2 separate regions of the Homo sapiens genome follow, and region 1 is linked to region 2. A link is an interaction called in ENCODE POLR2A ChIA-PET data of the cell type or tissue named here. Cell type or tissue: GM12878. All regions are shown on one strand. Each heading gives the region's core, and the rest is flanking DNA. Links, peaks and the distances in the headings are about the cores only. Region 1 has its middle 5.8 kb from the start of USP50. Region 2 overlaps LYSMD2 (LysM domain containing 2).

Region 1 (2,923 bases), core at 255-2,754, 1.2 Mb before region 2:
TTTGAGACAGGGTCTCGCTTTGTTGCTCACTGGAGTGCAATGGCATGATCTCGGCTCACTGCAGCCTCAATTTCTTGGGATCAAGCAATCCTTCTGCCTCAGCCTCCTGAGTAGTTGGGACTACATCACATGCCACGAAGCCCAGCTATTTTTAAATTTTGTTGTAGAGACGGGGGTTTCACTATGTTGCCCCGGCTGGTCTTGAGCTCTTGGTCTCAAGCTCAACCACTTTGCCCTCTTAAAGTGCTGGGATTATAGGTGTGAGCCACCGCACCTGGCCATGATTTATTTTAGATGTTCAAATGGTCTCAAGATTAGCCTGCAGGAAGCCCTTCAAGATGTCTTCTGTATCCATTTGACATGTCCTTATTGTTCTTTGAGCACTTCCTTTGTTTGGCACAGCAAGATCTTCTAGAGTACCATTCCTGCCCCAATCCTGAAGTCAGGTGTTTCTCCGAGCCCTGGTTCCTTTTAGTGAAGAATGGTATTTAGAAACCAAGATCTGGGAGCTGGGTATACTCATGTTATTACAGCGTTGCTGCTTCCAGGTCCTCTATGCATACATACATCCACATCCATAGGTATATCTCTCTACATTTTTTTTTCAGTATTACTACCATACTGAATACATCTTGATATTTTGGGAACCATGAATTCATGCCAGTAATTCCAATTCCAAACCTACATTTCAGGATTTATTCTAGTTTCCTCCCTTTTACATATTTACAACCCCATCTCCAACAGAGAGGCACTTCCCATTGTCCTCAATGTATTTCCTTATTTGATCAACCCCTCTGCATATAACTAATCTCCTGTCGCTGCTGACATCAACCCCACTCCCCTCTTTACACAACACACAAGCACTATCCTCACCCTGCTTTGCTGACACCCCCCACCAGGTCACTGTTGCCTCCCAACATGAACACCTATGATTGGTCTGAAACCTAATGGATTTTAGACTAAATTATGAATGAATGAGGATGAAAGGGACCTGGGGCCTGGTCTTCCTGTTAGTGTGTGTGTGTTTTTGAGACAGCATCTTGCCATGTTGTTAGGCACATCCTGAACTCCCAGGCTCAAATTATCCTACTGCCTCAGCCTCCCAAGTAGCTGGGATTATAGGCGTAAGCCACCACTCCTGGCCCTAGTGGATTACTTTGTAAAAATCCTCTCCTTCCCCTCCAACTTTTTTATTTCCTTCTAATGGCCAAGAAGTGTATTGTTTCTATATTCTATTTATTTCCTTTAAATATTAAAAAAAAAATAAAAGTAACCTGTTACCTTAATCTATTTGGGTCTAAGGTTTGAATAGCAAAGAATACTGTTTTATCCCAACCTATTTGGTTTCTAAACTCTGGATGCCACGAGTCTGTGTGAAAATGTACGTTAATCTATGTAGTTCCTGAGCTCACATAGTGAAAGTGAAGATAGCAAGGGTTACCCGTATTTAGAATTACCTTTCAATGTCAAAAATAACCATAATTTTTCCCAAATAGAAACGAAACCTTTAATGTGCTTTTACTATCTTCCCCTGAATCACTTTCAATATTTTAAAAAATCTCATTCTAGTTTACATTTTTCAAAAAACATTTGTGACCAGATGCAGTGGCTAGCACTGGTAATCCCAGCACTTTGTGAGGCTGAGGCACTGAGGATTGCTTGAAGTCAGTTCAAGACCAGCCTGGGTAACACAGTGAGACCTCATCTCTAAAATAACAAACAAACAAAAATAAATAAATTAAATAAAAGTAAAATAAATAAAACAAAAAAAATTTGTCAGTAAGCATTTAAATTTGTGTATTTCATACACCATTGTTTACTTCTGTGCCTCTTTTTACGTTGTGTCTTCTTAGATTCTTTTTCTTTGAAGATATCCTTAACATTTTCCAAGAAAAAGCATGGGAAGTAGACTTTCTGCGAGCGCCATCACCTGACTGGATTCAACTTTCTCCCTCTTTCCCCTAACAACATTGTTTTGCTGCCTCTTAGATACAGGAGATAAGAATTTTTTTTTTTTTTTTTTTTTTTTTTGAGACAGGGTCTCACTCCGTCACCCAGGGTGGAGTGCAGCGGCACAAACACGGCTTACTGCAAACTCTGCCTCCCAGGCTCAAGCAATCCTCCTACCTCAGCCTCCAGAGCAGCTGGGACTACAGGTGTGTGCCACCACGCCTCGCTAATTTTTTTTTTGGTAGAGACAAGGTGTCACTATGTTGCCCAGGCTGGTCTCGAACTCCTGGGCTTAAGCGAACCTCCCACCTCAGCCTCCCAAAGTACTGGAATTACAGGTGTGAGCCACCACGCCTGGCCTACCATGTGAGAATTTTGATGTCAATCTGTTCCCTGTAAACTTTTTCTTTCTTTACTTGCAGAATCACAAAACGTGGCATTTAGTGGGTTATTTCCTTCCTTCTAGCGTTTTTATTCTAGAACCTTTATTAAACAGTTATTGTGGCCGGTCATGGTGGCTCACACCTGCAATCTCAACACTTTGGGAGGCCAAGGTGGGTATATTGCTTGAGCCCAGGAGTTTGAGACCAGCCTGGGCAACAAAATGAAACCCCATCACTACAGAAAAATAGAAAAATATCAGCTGGGTGTGGTGGTGCGCGCCTGTGGTCCCAGCTATTTGGGAGGCTCAAGCTTGAGCCTGGGAAGCGGAGATTGCAGTGAGCCAAGATCACACCACGGCACTCCAGCCTGGGCGAGAGTGAGACCCTGTCTCAAAACAAAACAAAAACCCCCAAAACACAAAAAGCTATGGTATCTCATTTATTAATCCAGAAAACGTGTATTTACTTTGTGCCAGTCATCATGCTAGGGGTATAATACTGAAAAAAATACTAGTATTCACTCTCATATAGCTTACAAACTACTGACAACTTATTGACAACTTGGATTATTCTCTGTACTTCCAACTCTT
Region 2 (2,923 bases), core at 187-2,686:
CCTGTGTTGATAACTTAATCTGCAAGTCAAGTCTCTGCAGGAAATCTCTGGCTGACACTTCCTCAGGCTGCACAGGCTGAACATCAGATTCTTGAGGACTGGGAGGAGGGAGGTCTTCCCCGGCCACCACTGGCTCCTCTTCCTGAGAAAAACTGTTATCAGCAGTTTCATTTTCTGGAGAATCAATGGAGTTAAGTCCATTAAACAACAAAGGCTTCTCTGATATAACTGGGATGTTCAAAGTTTTCTTCAGAAATATACAATCATTGGTAAACAGTTTATTGGCCCTTTTAATCTGTTCCATCTAAAATATAAAAAAGGAGACACAGAATTACATATAACCAAGTCAAGGAGTAAGATTTATTATACAATACAGAACTACCAATATTCATAAGCAAAATGTACACAATGCTTTCTTGGGATTTGAGACTCTTCATTCAGGTTTGGTAACCTCCCCAGATATCTCTAGTTATTTCAAGAGATGTTGGAGAATTGTTTCCCAATTTTTAAAAAGGACAGACTAATTTTTCCACATTATACTATTTCTACTACAAGGCAGCTTTTAACATCAGTGGACTTAAATCTCTGAAGTTTAAAAATGTAAAATTTTTAGCACTTAATAAATTCCATTCTTGTTTTAACATTTCTATTATCTGATTTTTTTTAAACTTACCATTGCTGCTGTTTTACTTATGAAGTGCTTCCCATGTCTCTAGAACTGTACTTAGTAAATACAGTTACTGTATGAACATGAGCTTGTTACTTATATCATTGATCCTTTCTCCTCATGTGTAAAACAGGTACCATCTACCTTTCACAGGGTTGTTGCAAGGATTAAATGAGAGCTTATATACCCACTCACATCAAGGAAATATATATATATGAGAGAATATATAAAAATATATGTACATTCTATACATATATTCCCATATATATCTATATGGAAAGAGAGAGAGAAAGTAGTGATTAGAGTGTCTGGCAGTGGATGGTACTTACTACTCTCCACTTTGCGATGAAGAAATCAAAACACAAAAGAGATGGTAGATTTGACCAAGTACATATGGCTCTTTAAATGTTTAAAATGGGATTTTTGTCTGACTCCGAAGTCCGTACAACATCTGAATTAAAGTACACAACTAATGAAATCACATTATGGGGAGCCTTTAATGCCAAATGAATTCTGAGTAAAAACAAAAAAATTGTATTTCTACTTCAAAAAGCCTGCAAAAACAACAGTCAACTAAGTGGACCCTGTTCATCCTGCTTTGTTATAAGCTGATTCCATGCAAATAGTACATGTAAAGCTTTCTTTTTTCTTCTAAAGATACTCCATTAAAGGAATGAGATTTTTAAAAAGGATGGTCTTTTGTGTTCTCGTTTCTAGTTTAAGGGGAGAAAGAGAACATAAACATGGGCAGGTGCCTTTTAGAGACAAAATTAAAATCTAAAAACCCCAAGTATCTCTGGTCTAGTTCAGGTTTGAAAGGGTTAATAACTTGGACACTTTGCCCGTAGCAGGTTCAGGTATACCTATTGCTATTTCGCCTTTAGGACCCCTAGATCTTGCCCCCAAGCATCCAGCTGCTCTATCTCTCTTAGTGCATAGGCTTCCAATGACACTAAGCCCTCCCCTGGCTCCAGAGTGAGCATATGACTCATTCCTGCCCTGGGGAGCATCACAGGCTTTTGTGATAGATCACAGACCCATGACAGAATCATTCAGACATGCAAAGAGACTCCTGCAGGACGGTAGTCGAGGGGAGAGTTCTCTACTGCTTTCTGCTGGAAGGAGATAGGCTGGAGATGCTGGCAGTCATCCTGGCACCTTGTGGAATCTGATACTGGAGTCACCTTAGAGGTGAGCATTTGAACTTCTGGATCACAGCCTGAAGACAGAACATGCTCAGTTCCAAGATCCACTAAACTCCACTTGGAGTTTGTTTTTTGTTTAGGCCAATTTGAGTTAGGTTTTCTGTCACTTGTAGCTGAAAGAGCTCTTGCTGATACAGTGCCCTTTGAAATGCTTATCAGAAGGGGACTACGACTGCTAATAGTCATTGCTTCCTGGGAATAATGATGGAAGACAGAAACAGATGGGACCAGGATCCAAACTGCTGAGCAGAGCTAGGAACTGCAAGAGTACACTATTAATTCTTTGAGGGCAAGAACTGGTTATTGCTATAGCCTTCCTGGTCTGACAAAGATCTCATACACACTAAGTGCTTAGGATGGATGGACAGGTGGATGGAAGGATGGATGGATGGATGAATTAACGCAGGTCAGAGGAGTGGGCATGGAAGATGAAGTAATCAGAAATGGGTAGTAAGTTATCTGTCGTGCTGCTTATTCTCCTTTCAAACCCACTCTCCCCTCCCAATCCATTCCTCCACTCTTCTTGGGCTTATTCTAAACCCTAGGAGGCTGACTTTTTAAGAACGGCATTACCCAGGTCCCCTTGTCCTTGGAATTCCAGTTGGTTTTCAAACAGCAGCAGAACGACCTTACCATAACCAGTGGCTGCATTCCTCTCTGGTGAGAGTTCCTATCAGGAGTCCCAGATCCAAGGCTCCAGATCTTGCCAGTGTTCCCTTGGCCCTTCAGGCCTAGGGGTAATGTCTCCCTGCTATTGCTAGTCTCTGGGTGCTTCAACTTCCCTTGTTGGTTCCCTCAACTATGCCCACATTCAGTAAATGTCCCTTTATTAAACTCTCTTCGGCCACATCCTCTGAGAGTGTTATCTGTATTCTGCTGCAATGCTGACAGATACATCTATCATACAGAGCACAATGGGCCATCAAGGCCAGGCAAGGGGCCTACAGAGGACTAGACAAGGTGACAGACTCAGAGGCTGTGTGCAGTCAGGGAGTCCACAGGCAGTGAAGGGCTAGGCTCCCCCTGGCTTCTGTACATACTGCTGCACAAG

What was found. ChIA-PET counts read pairs that join two places held together with the same protein. Peaks named below come from ENCODE experiments on the same cell type or tissue, not always from the same donor. Only the 100,000 strongest peaks of a DNase experiment are listed, where the experiment ranks them.
Region 1: POLR2A ChIA-PET joins it to region 2 with 5 read pairs; 1 of 35 experiments calls an interaction of 5 or more read pairs at or near these places.

What each region holds. Positions count from the first base shown.
Region 1 is chr15:50,550,991-50,553,913 of GRCh38, forward strand. No RefSeq gene overlaps it. Among named protein-coding and RNA genes, the nearest start is that of USP50, 5.8 kb to the left of the region's middle. RefSeq lists an enhancer at 137-651. In GM12878, for the core only: no CTCF peak of the experiment used is centred there; a DNase peak (open chromatin) is centred at 1,484.
Region 2 is chr15:51,724,818-51,727,740 of GRCh38, forward strand. It overlaps LYSMD2 (LysM domain containing 2), which reads right to left. Exons shown (of 3, transcript NM_153374.3): 2 at 1-304. Among named protein-coding and RNA genes, the nearest start is that of LYSMD2, 11 kb to the right of the region's middle. RefSeq lists a silencer at 1,596-1,655. In GM12878, for the core only: no CTCF peak of the experiment used is centred there; a DNase peak (open chromatin) is centred at 1,721; H3K27ac peaks cover 716 bases.